2 separate regions of the Mus musculus genome follow, and region 1 is linked to region 2. Evidence: chromatin loops called from intact Hi-C (ENCODE). Cell type or tissue: heart. All regions are shown on one strand.

Region 1 (5,000 bases), 150 kb after region 2:
CTAAGACAGCTGAACACTGTGTCCTGGCTTCTTCCAGTTGGAGTCCTATCACAACCTGTCGCAGCCTGGGCGTTTCATTCAGTTGAGCATGACGGAGGCAAGGAAGTTTCTCAACGAGGAAAAGGTTGTGCTGACCACAGAAGTAACTCTATATATCTTACCTTATAGGGGAAGGATTTCAGAATCAATGGAATGGCTTAGGCAGCTCCATAATCTGTGTTTAAGTAGTGTGGGAACTGGAGAGGGAAGGCTTGCTAATGTTTTACCAACCAAGCTTTGATTTTACTTTGGGGGAAATGTAATATTTGTATAATTTCTTTATAGTATATCTTATATATACACATACACACACACACACACACACACACACATATATATATATCATACTGTGTTATCCTAAATAATCATTTAGTAAGATAACTTGGTTAAAATAAATCAGTTAGTTAATTGTTGAACATTATATAGGCAAAATGGCAATTGGAATATCTGATTTTTTGGCTTAAAGCTTCTTACAGTCATGAACAAGTGTCTTTTTCTTTCACATTTGAAGATCTAGTCTAGAATGTAAATTTTTTTTTATTCCTGAAAGATATCAATGGGTCTATATCTATGGATTTCAAATCTGCTTCCTCTCACCCATCTCTTTACATTAGTTTCTTGTTTTTTGAAACAGGTGTAAAAGGATTGAGTTTTACTTTGAATTTTCGCTGTTGCTTTCAGAAAGCTCTGTGAAAACACAGGGCAAATGAGGTGCAGTGGCTGCTTGGGCCAGCCTGAGCTGTATCTGATAGAGAGCCCTGCAGCTAAGCTAAGAAAGAGCAGGATCCCAAGATTCTGGGGACTGCAGCTTGACTCGGGAAGACAATCACGCTAACACAACACACCATCTGTAATATAAAACAGTGACTCCTGATTTACTAATTAATGGGAGAAACTGAACCACTAAAAATCAGGGTGAAATAAAGTGGAGGGGAAGGGAGACGGAGAGACCTGAGGGCGTTCACCCTACCTTGGCAAGCTCTGAAGGACTTTGCACAGCAGAGCTTCCCTCCTGACCCCTGAGACATACAGACATCACATGTACCAGATCAATCCAACACGTAGTAGCTGGAGGCGAACACTACTGTGCTTAGTACAAACTCCGTGTTTGCCTGAGTGCTTTCTTCTGATCTGGGTCAGTGTCACTGTCTGCTGGCTCTCTGGTGCCTCTGTGGTCAGCTGGTAGCTGGATGACTTATGGTGACCTCTTTCAGACACTTGGTCATGATGTCTTGATTTCTACCTTTTTATTTTTTATAATTTTTAAATTTTGGTCTCAGATTAGCGTTTGGTGCTCACCCACAGCACTGCCATCTACACATCACTTGGCTTCTTCCTCCTTGTCTGGCTCATTGCTGGATCCTCTGTGAGATTAACTCCTTACCATGCATACTCTGAATAACTCACCCTACAGCTCTAGGAATCCAGGCCTTCCCCAAGAAAAGACATTAGATTAGTTGGTGAAACTCCCATCATTCATTTGGGGATTTTAAACTCACCTCATGGCTAACTGACGCAGTTCTCAACCTTCTGCCTTTATGCCTAGATCATCCTTCCATAATACGAGCATAGACTTAATGCGTGTATAGACTGAAGCAGTGTTCAGAAAGCGTCTATTAAAAAACAGGTAAAGACTTCCCTCCTGTCCTCACACATCTGTGCCAGCAGCAATGCAGTTAGCAAGTTTCAGCAGGTTTCTGAACAACTGTACTGTCTCTGTGTCGTTCTCCATATGGAAAGTGTAGGTGGTGTCACCTGACCTCCGAACTTGTTCCCTTGTTAACCTCCTGAAAAGGTTTTAAAATTAACTGCCTGTTCTGTTCTAGGGGACTGCAGGTCTGCCGCGGGGCTGGCCTAGGGGAGACAGACTGACTCAGGACAAAGAATTAATGGAAGCTCACGGCTCCTGTGAGCAGGAAATGCCTTGATAGGCCCTTTCCTCTTTTTGTTACATGAAGAACCTTGACAATAGGCTCCACCTTGGGCAGCTGCGGTGATGAGCGCAGCACATTTTCTGCGTCAGACTTGGAGTCTGCCCCGGGGAGTGCTCAGGAAGGTCCAGTTACAATGTCTGGGTCTGTCCTTGAGCTTCTCTATGCTGTGTGGAGGGTGGAGGCTGCAGCCTGAAGGCGGACGAGGAACCCTTTGGCACACGGTTCAGGAAGTCCATCTGCTGCCGTTGTTCCTCTGACCTTTTGCTAGAACCCTCCCTAAACTGGAAAGAAACTACCAGAAATAAGCTAAAGCCAAACCAAGGAAGGCTCTATCATCAAAAAACAAGTCAAATTAGCAAATACTAGGCAACTATCACTTTTTAAAAAAGTGATTAGGTATAATATCAGGACTATACAGGATGATTTATAATTTCATTTAACCTTTACAACACTCCTGGCAGGCAAGTATTGTCATCTCCATTTTGATGAGGAGGAGACCAAGGCTCACTGAGGCTCACCAGCCTTTCTGAATGAAGCCTATCTGATTTTATTAGAAAGTTCATACAAGTCAAGGATTCCATCACAAAATCTCATCACTACCCCAGACGAATCCCAAATCCTGGTATTTATCATGTTTTATTCTCCATTTCTGTATTGAGTGTCTAAGAGACTCGTAGACAGGTGGGGATAAAGGGGGCTGGCTTCAACGGTCTAGCTCCATTCTGTGTGACATTGTATGAGTTACCTGACTTGGGCCAGCCAGCCCTTCTGTGACACAAGGAACAAGACTTAAGTGGAATTTCTCTTGTTCCTATATTACAACAGAATCCATAAACGGTGTGTGGACTTTGTGGCCATTTGGGTAGCTACAATAAAACAGTAACAGGAGTGGTAAGTAGGTGTCACCAAGTACACCAAGAAAGTAGACTCCTTGTCCACTCTAGGTAGACAACGTGCAGAACAGCATGGCGGTTATTTAAAAGCTTTGCTATAGAATGACCATATGGCTCAGCAATCCAACTTTTGGTTTTGCACCCTGAGAACTGAGAGCAGAGGCTGAGCATTTGTTAGTGTGTGCATGAGTGCACATACACATACACACACACACACACACACACACACACACACACACATGCACACACATACACACACATACACACATGCACACACATGCACACACATATACACATGCACACATGCACACATATATACACATATACATACACACACACATACACACACATACACACATGCACACACATACATATACATACACACATGCACACACATGCACACACATATACACATGCACACATGCACACATATACACACATACACACATATACACACATACACACACATACACACATATACATACACACATGCACACACATACATACACATACACACATGCACACACATCAGAGGCTGAGCATTTGTTAGTGTGTGCATGAGTGCACATACACATACACACACACACACATACACACACACACACACACACACTTATTATCATACATTAGCCAAAGATAAGGGCAGTACACACATCATGGATCAATGAATTCCAAAGACTTATACATACAACTGAACTGTGATTCTGCCTTAGCATTCCGACACGCAGCAGACCTGGGTGAGTCCTGAAGATACCATACTGAGGGAAATAAGTCAACCATAAAAGGCAAACCCTGCTGTGTCCCATTGGCCTGAGTAAAGCATACAGAGGCAGGAACCTCAGTTTGGGACTGAAAGGAAGTGCAGAGGTGAATGGCTCTGGAGCTGCATTTTAGAAAGAGAAGCTTTGAAGTTAGATGACGATCGATATGAACATGATCATGCTTTGTGTCACTTAGCACTATACCTAAAAATACCTAAAACGATATTTAGAGTTACGTTAATGCAGCAGCCAAGATGCTTGCAGGGCTACAGCTGTAATCTCAGCACGGAGAGGCCGAGTCAGGATGATCTCCAGTCAGGTCAGCCAAGACTCCATAGAGAGTTAAAGGCCAGCCTGGAATACATAGTAAAATTATACCTTTAAAAATCTACTAAGTAAACAAACATAAACAAACCAACAAATAAACTATAGTTTGGAATAAAAATGAAGTTAAAATTAAGGTATGGATTTTAGTACCAATGTTTAAGAATATTTTCCTTTCTTGAAGTATTAGAGTCATGTAATTTCATAGTTATTTGGGGGAAATTTTTGAAATTTTATAGCTTCTATAGGCAAGACCTGTAAGTAAGCCATTCATCGAACTCTGCACAGAAGGGCACAGGATGTATGGCTGTGATTCTGAAACAAGACCATGGTATTGAAGTAGAGCAGATTCTAGACAGATAGATCAAAGCAATGCTAGACCAGACCAGCCAACAGGGACAAGAATGGCTACTGAAGAAGAGAGCTGTGAGAAGTCTGAGTGTCCAGAGGAGTCTGCAGAAGGTGCATGGTGGAGTGGTATGAACAACGCCACTAGGGAGTGTCAAGCTGGAGGAAGGAATATTTGGGCATGTGTGCATGTGCATGTGCATGTGCATGTATACATGTGTGAATTTGTGTGTGTGTGTGTGTGTGTGTGTGTGTGTGTGTGTGTGTGAGTGTGTGTGTGTGTGTGTGTGTGTGTGTGTGTGTGTGTGTGTGTGTGTGTGTGTGTGATGTGAGTCTGGCTGGCCTTGAACACATAAAGATTTGCCTGCCTCTGCCTCCCAAGTGCTGGGACTAAAGGAGTATGTCTCTATGCTTGGCTTAATTTGTGCTTTTAAAAGGCCATTCCAGCTTTCTTTCTACTAGAGGGTAGCAACAGCATACAGAGTGAGTCTCAAAAGTAGTTACTGTTGCTGACTAGATTGGAGATGGTAGAAATGGAGATGGACCTAGCAGTTAGATTTTAGAGATGGTTTGGGAGGCAGCATCAACAGATCTTGGAGGTGCCAGTCATTCCACAGTGCCTCTGCCACCATCCTTGGCCCACTCAGCATCCACTGGCATCCTATTCCTCCTGAGGTACACAGACCATGTGCCCTTTACCC
Region 2 (5,000 bases):
TGGAGTGGCCCCACTGTATATCCACTCTGCTTTGGAGACAGGTTCGCCATGCATCCCAGACCTAAGCAGCCAAAGGGCTTAGCCTTCTGTGTTGATGCAAACCAGTTTATCTTACTTGCTGGTGACAGCAGAGATAATGGGAGACCTGCAATGTTTTTAGAGCCAGTAAGAAGATTAGATGTTATCGGGAATTTCCGATACTCGTGAGGAATGTTGGAAAACAAGCAGGCCTGACTTTCAGTCCAACTGCACAGCAGTCTCTAGTATACCTGCTCTTGTTAAGTGTAGTCTGGGCTTGGGAGACATATGCCGGCAAAGTGCTAGTGGCAAAGCCCATGCTTTTGGCATCTTTTAAAAACTGACCGTACCTAAGGGAGGGTGAAGGCCACTGAGTTAAAAGTCCAGGGACCCGATGTTGCAGTCGCGGTAACTGCTGATCAGCACCAACTCACCTAGTTCCTCTCTTACTTGTGATTAAAAATATCAGGGTCTCAAACACCTATCACAGTGAGACTCTTGTTGTTTTGAAACAGAGAATATTGATTTATGTAGCCCAGGCTGGCCACTTGCCTCCACTTCCTTACTGCTGGGACCATAGCTGAACTCCCACAGCAGATCCTTTTGTGTTGAACGGTACTGGAGGGATCTAATTGAAGAGAACTAAGTTCTCCACAGAAAGATGTCAGCTACGACATCGGTCATAGACATCTGCAAGCTGTCCAGGTTAGGGGTTAGTCATTAGAACCAGGGCCAGATCTCACAGCTTGAATCAAGCCAGGCCTTCCTGCTGCTCTCTCACGGACAGTTAGGAAGCAGACTGTACTCTGACATGATAGCTTGCAGCCGACGGCTCCCGGCTCCTCTGTGCTCCTTGTCACGCAGGCCCTGCTATAAACTAAAGTGTCTGACATGACTTCCTGGTGCCTCGTAAAGTTATTAAAAGTCAGATTTCTCCTTTGTTCTCGGAATTGGTTCGAGAGCCCTCAGGGGATTTGCTGAGGGTGTGTGTGTGTGTGTGTGTGTGTGTGTGTGTGTGTGTATTCTAAGAGTGCTTCCCTAAAAGGGTCCTCTGTACTGTCAACGGATCTTTCATAGTCTCTCTCTCCCTGTCTCCCTGTCTCTCTGTCTTTCTGTCTCTCTGTCTCTCTCTGTTTCTGTCTTTCTGTCTCTGTCTGTCTGTCTGTCTGTCTATCTCTGTGTGTGTGTGTGTATTTTGAAGGTAGGAGGATCTGAGCCTGAACTACACACAGCTAGATCCTGTGACTCTGTCTCAAAACAGAGACACAATCAAACTCTCAACTAATCGAAACACCACAAGGCACACTCCATTCTGGGTGTGTGGTCTCAGTCCAGCGTATTCCCATCCTTCCAAGTTTACAGGAGAGGAAGGGCTGATGGCAGATACACCCTTGTCATTACTGGGCATGTGTCCTGAGTTTGGAAAGAGAACACTGCCAAGCAGGGGAACGAATATCAGGGCAGGCCATAGCTCTGGGGCTTTCTGGGCTGCTTTCCTCTTTGTAAATACTGGGACCAGGCAGACATACAGATAAGACACAATAGCAACATCAAGTTTCCCCCCTATTTGTTAGAAAGGTTCTATGGTATGGTGTGATGGATGGGTACCCCTTAAAAGAGGTCCCTAGTGCTGTTCACACAGAAAGGAAATATTCCCTGTCCCACCCAGCTACTCATTTATAGCCCAGTAATTTCAATATGATTCTTTCTGTTTCAATTTTCTTTCATTCAAGTGATGGTTTTCAATGTCTTTTTTGTTAAAGGAAGAGGAAGAAACCTTGACTAGGATCAGGTCCTGGCTGCTCCAAAGGTCAAGACAGACTCAGTTCGACTTCACTGGACAAACAGTCCTGCAACTTTACACTGGTTGGGAAAGAACAGTGGGTTTGGCCCAGTCCAGTGCCCTAGGGCATAGCCAAGACCTGTTCTTCTTGGGCCAAGGGCAAGTGGTAGGTGGCAGACCTTCCCCATCTCTTTCAGAAAGTCTCACTTAAGAAAACCTAGCTGGCTAGCAAGTTCAAGGGTATAAATTACCCTATCCAGCTGTTTCTATCAATTCAAAGACTTCCAATTTTTAGTGTCTCTATGGAACTTTGCTCCTCGAATCTGTAAAAATACCACAAGAATTCTTTGCTAAGACATCTGTCCTCTGTGTATATTTGGGAGGACAAGACATCTTTTTCAGATGAAGAATGTGAGGAAATCAGTTTGCAGGAGAGGAGGCAGTTAAGAGGAGGCAGCAAGAGGCTGGCCTGCAGCAGAGCTATGACCCCAAGTGCCAGGCCCACTCTGAAAATTGATTTAACACCCTTCCTAAACACAATGTGACTGCTACTTGAGTCATTTCCTCTCACAGCACTAAGGGCAGGGCAGGTTAGAGCAGTGGGTCCTGGGCTGTGGGGTGAGACCTTTAGGGGAGTTTCAACAAACAATCCAGATGCCAGAGCCCCACCCTGTTTATTCAGACTCTAGACCCAAGAGCTGTACGCTGGGAAGGCCAGATAGGGAGAACAAGCCAGAGAATGCCAGACAGGGAGCACAAGCCAGCAAAGTCAGCCGTGAAGGTGCCACGGCCAATAGAGACTCCTAAGTGCGAAAATAAATAAACTGATGACATGCCCACTCCATGCTTAAGGGGAAAGTAGATCAGAGAGGGAGAGAGAGAGAGAGAGAGAGAGGCACCCAGAGGCAGAGGCCTCTGGACGATTCCGTAGTAGATAGAGAAAGCAGACTGAAGATGGCCACCAGACTGGACATGGCCAAGGCTACCTGGGAGGAAAGGAAGAACAACAGAAGTCAGAGAATAGAGAAAACCTAGTGAGAGAAGCAGGAAGGGGTTGGGGGGGTGGATGGAGAGAAGTTAGCAATGACAGCAGGGTTCTAAGAAGAAAGAGTTGGGGAGGGGAGATCCTGTGAGCTGGAGGGAGTGGAGTGAGTGGAGGGGAAGAGCTGAGAAGGGACAGATGCTAGCAGGGGCTTTGAGATGTACAGCAGGTACTTGTGATAGGTGACTGGAGGCCACTGGTGACCACATGTCCCTTCTGCAAGAGGTAAGGGAAAACATTCCTTTAGGTAGAGGGAAACCAGTGTCACAAGTCCCTGAGGAAAGCTGGCTTTTTATCTAACCCCCAGAAATCCTCCTGTAGTCCAGGTGAAGCTCATTTCTGGACATACAGACTGCCTTTTGGAGTTTGGGGAACTGGAGTTTCCTTTGGACCTGACAGTCAGGAGACGTTGCACATGTAACGTAGGGGTAGACACAAGACTGACAGGAATGGCAATGAGAGAGGACAACCTCCAGGGAAAAACCAACATGTCCCTTCTCATTCAGAAATTCTAAGCACTTGGTTGAAGCATTGGGCCACAGCTGGAGAGAAGACCGGATAGGAAATTAATTGCCACGGACATCTGTATTTTTCAGATAAGACAAAAAGGAAGAGGTCTAACATTGTCCTGAAATATGAGGTTGCCACTGATGATCTCTGGACACATCAGACTAGTCAGATAGGGGACTTGAAACACAATGAATCCAGAGTCTGTAGTAGAGACAAAGAGGCCAGATTGCAAAATGGTTAATCTTGATCAAGGCTGGAAAATGTGTATGGAAATAAGAGAGACTGTAATATCTTAAGAATGGGGTTTGTCCTTGTGCCAGTATTAAAGAACAACAACAAAAAAAAAAAAAAAAGAAAAAGAAAAAGAAAGAAAGAAAGAAAGAGAGAAAGAAAGAAAGAGAAAAAGAAAAATGGAGGAAAGTCATGGGGAAACAGGTAATCAGGCTTGAATTAAAAAAATAAAAAAATAAAATAAAAAGTTAAAGGACTTGACTAGTCCCAGGTTTCTGCACAGATGAATTAAAAAATGAAAAGAAAAGAAAAGAAAAGAAAAGAAAAGAAAGGGAAAAAAAGAAAAAAAGAAAGGAAAAAAAAAGGAAAGAGAAAAACAAAAGACAGGAAAAGAAGGGAGGAAGGAAGAAGAGAAAGAAAGAAAGACAGACAGAAAGAGAGAGAGAAAGGAAGGAAGAAAGGAAGAGAGAAAGAAAGAAAGAAAGAAAGAAAGAAAGAAAGAAAGAAAGGAAGGAAGGAGGAAGGAAGGAAGGAAAGAAAGAAAAGAAAAGAAAAGAAAAGAAAAGAAAAGAAAAGAAATGAAAAGAAAAGAAAAGAAAAGAAAAGAAAAGAAAAGAAAAGAAAAGAAAAGAAAAGAGAGGAAGGAAGACAGAGGAAAGGGCCTGGCTGCTTGTAGGTACTGTAGCCCGGGAGATCATAGCCAGAGGCAAGGACAGCTAGGGAAATCCAGAGTGGTCATGACCGTGAACCACTTGAGGAGAGGGAAGAGAAAAGGGCAGCCCAGCCCCCAGGCTAGAGAAGTTTAGGGTTGGGGCAGGGTTTGTCAGCCAGTGGGTCTTTGTAACTCCCGAGAACTTGTAGGCGGCTTTGATATGCTAAGTAGGCACCTCAGCCTTTCCTCTTGGGTTTGAAACCCAGAAGGCCTCAGCAAGTGGGACAAGCCAAGCCCAACTTGGAAAGCAGAGTTTTAAAGGGTGAAACAACCAACCAAAAAGGTTCACTCTCTTCTAGCAAGACGCTTATGCTGCAAAGAGACTTAAGACAATCCGGGAGCAAGGACAGGACACACGCTGAGGATGGGATGCTAAATCAGCCCTGGAAAATACGTGTCTAATACAGGAGGCTCTCGCCCAAGATCTATTGGTTTCCTAGCACAGCCGTAAAATGGCTAGCTATTTTAGAACAGTAACCAGTTCTCTGAACTCCATGCCAGCCTGTCCCCAAGTTTCCAGCCCTCTGCTTCAAACACTTCTTCCAACCCTTCCACCCTCAATTTCCCAACAGTCTTCTTAAACAATTCCTTCTCCCCATTCTCCCAAGACTAGCCACTCCAAACGGTAACAACCATATCTTCCATACCAACTGCCTTCTCTTCTCCCTCTGCTAGCCCAATCCCCCCTCCTTCCCTGACTCAGC

What was found. A loop is a pair of places that touch in the nucleus more often than their neighbours do. Peaks named below come from ENCODE experiments on the same cell type or tissue, not always from the same donor. Only the 100,000 strongest peaks of a DNase experiment are listed, where the experiment ranks them.
Region 1: it touches region 2 in a loop (8-fold over the local background); 2 of 42 quality-filtered maps call a loop at or near these places.

What each region holds. Positions count from the first base shown.
Region 1 is chr8:24,424,799-24,429,798 of GRCm38, reverse strand. Gm30757 (a long non-coding RNA gene) reads left to right here. Exons shown (of 3, transcript XR_001778533.1): 3 at 1-361. Among named protein-coding and RNA genes, the nearest start is that of Gm30757, 3.8 kb to the left of the region's middle. In heart, no CTCF peak of the experiment used is centred here; DNase peaks (open chromatin) are centred at 38, 1,078 and 2,068; H3K27ac peaks cover 997 bases.
Region 2 is chr8:24,570,796-24,575,795 of GRCm38, reverse strand. All of the region lies in intron 1 of Ido2 (indoleamine 2,3-dioxygenase 2), which reads left to right. Among named protein-coding and RNA genes, the nearest start is that of Ido2, 3.0 kb to the left of the region's middle. In heart, no CTCF peak of the experiment used is centred here; DNase peaks (open chromatin) are centred at 895, 1,385, 2,425 and 3,315; H3K27ac peaks cover 1,662 bases.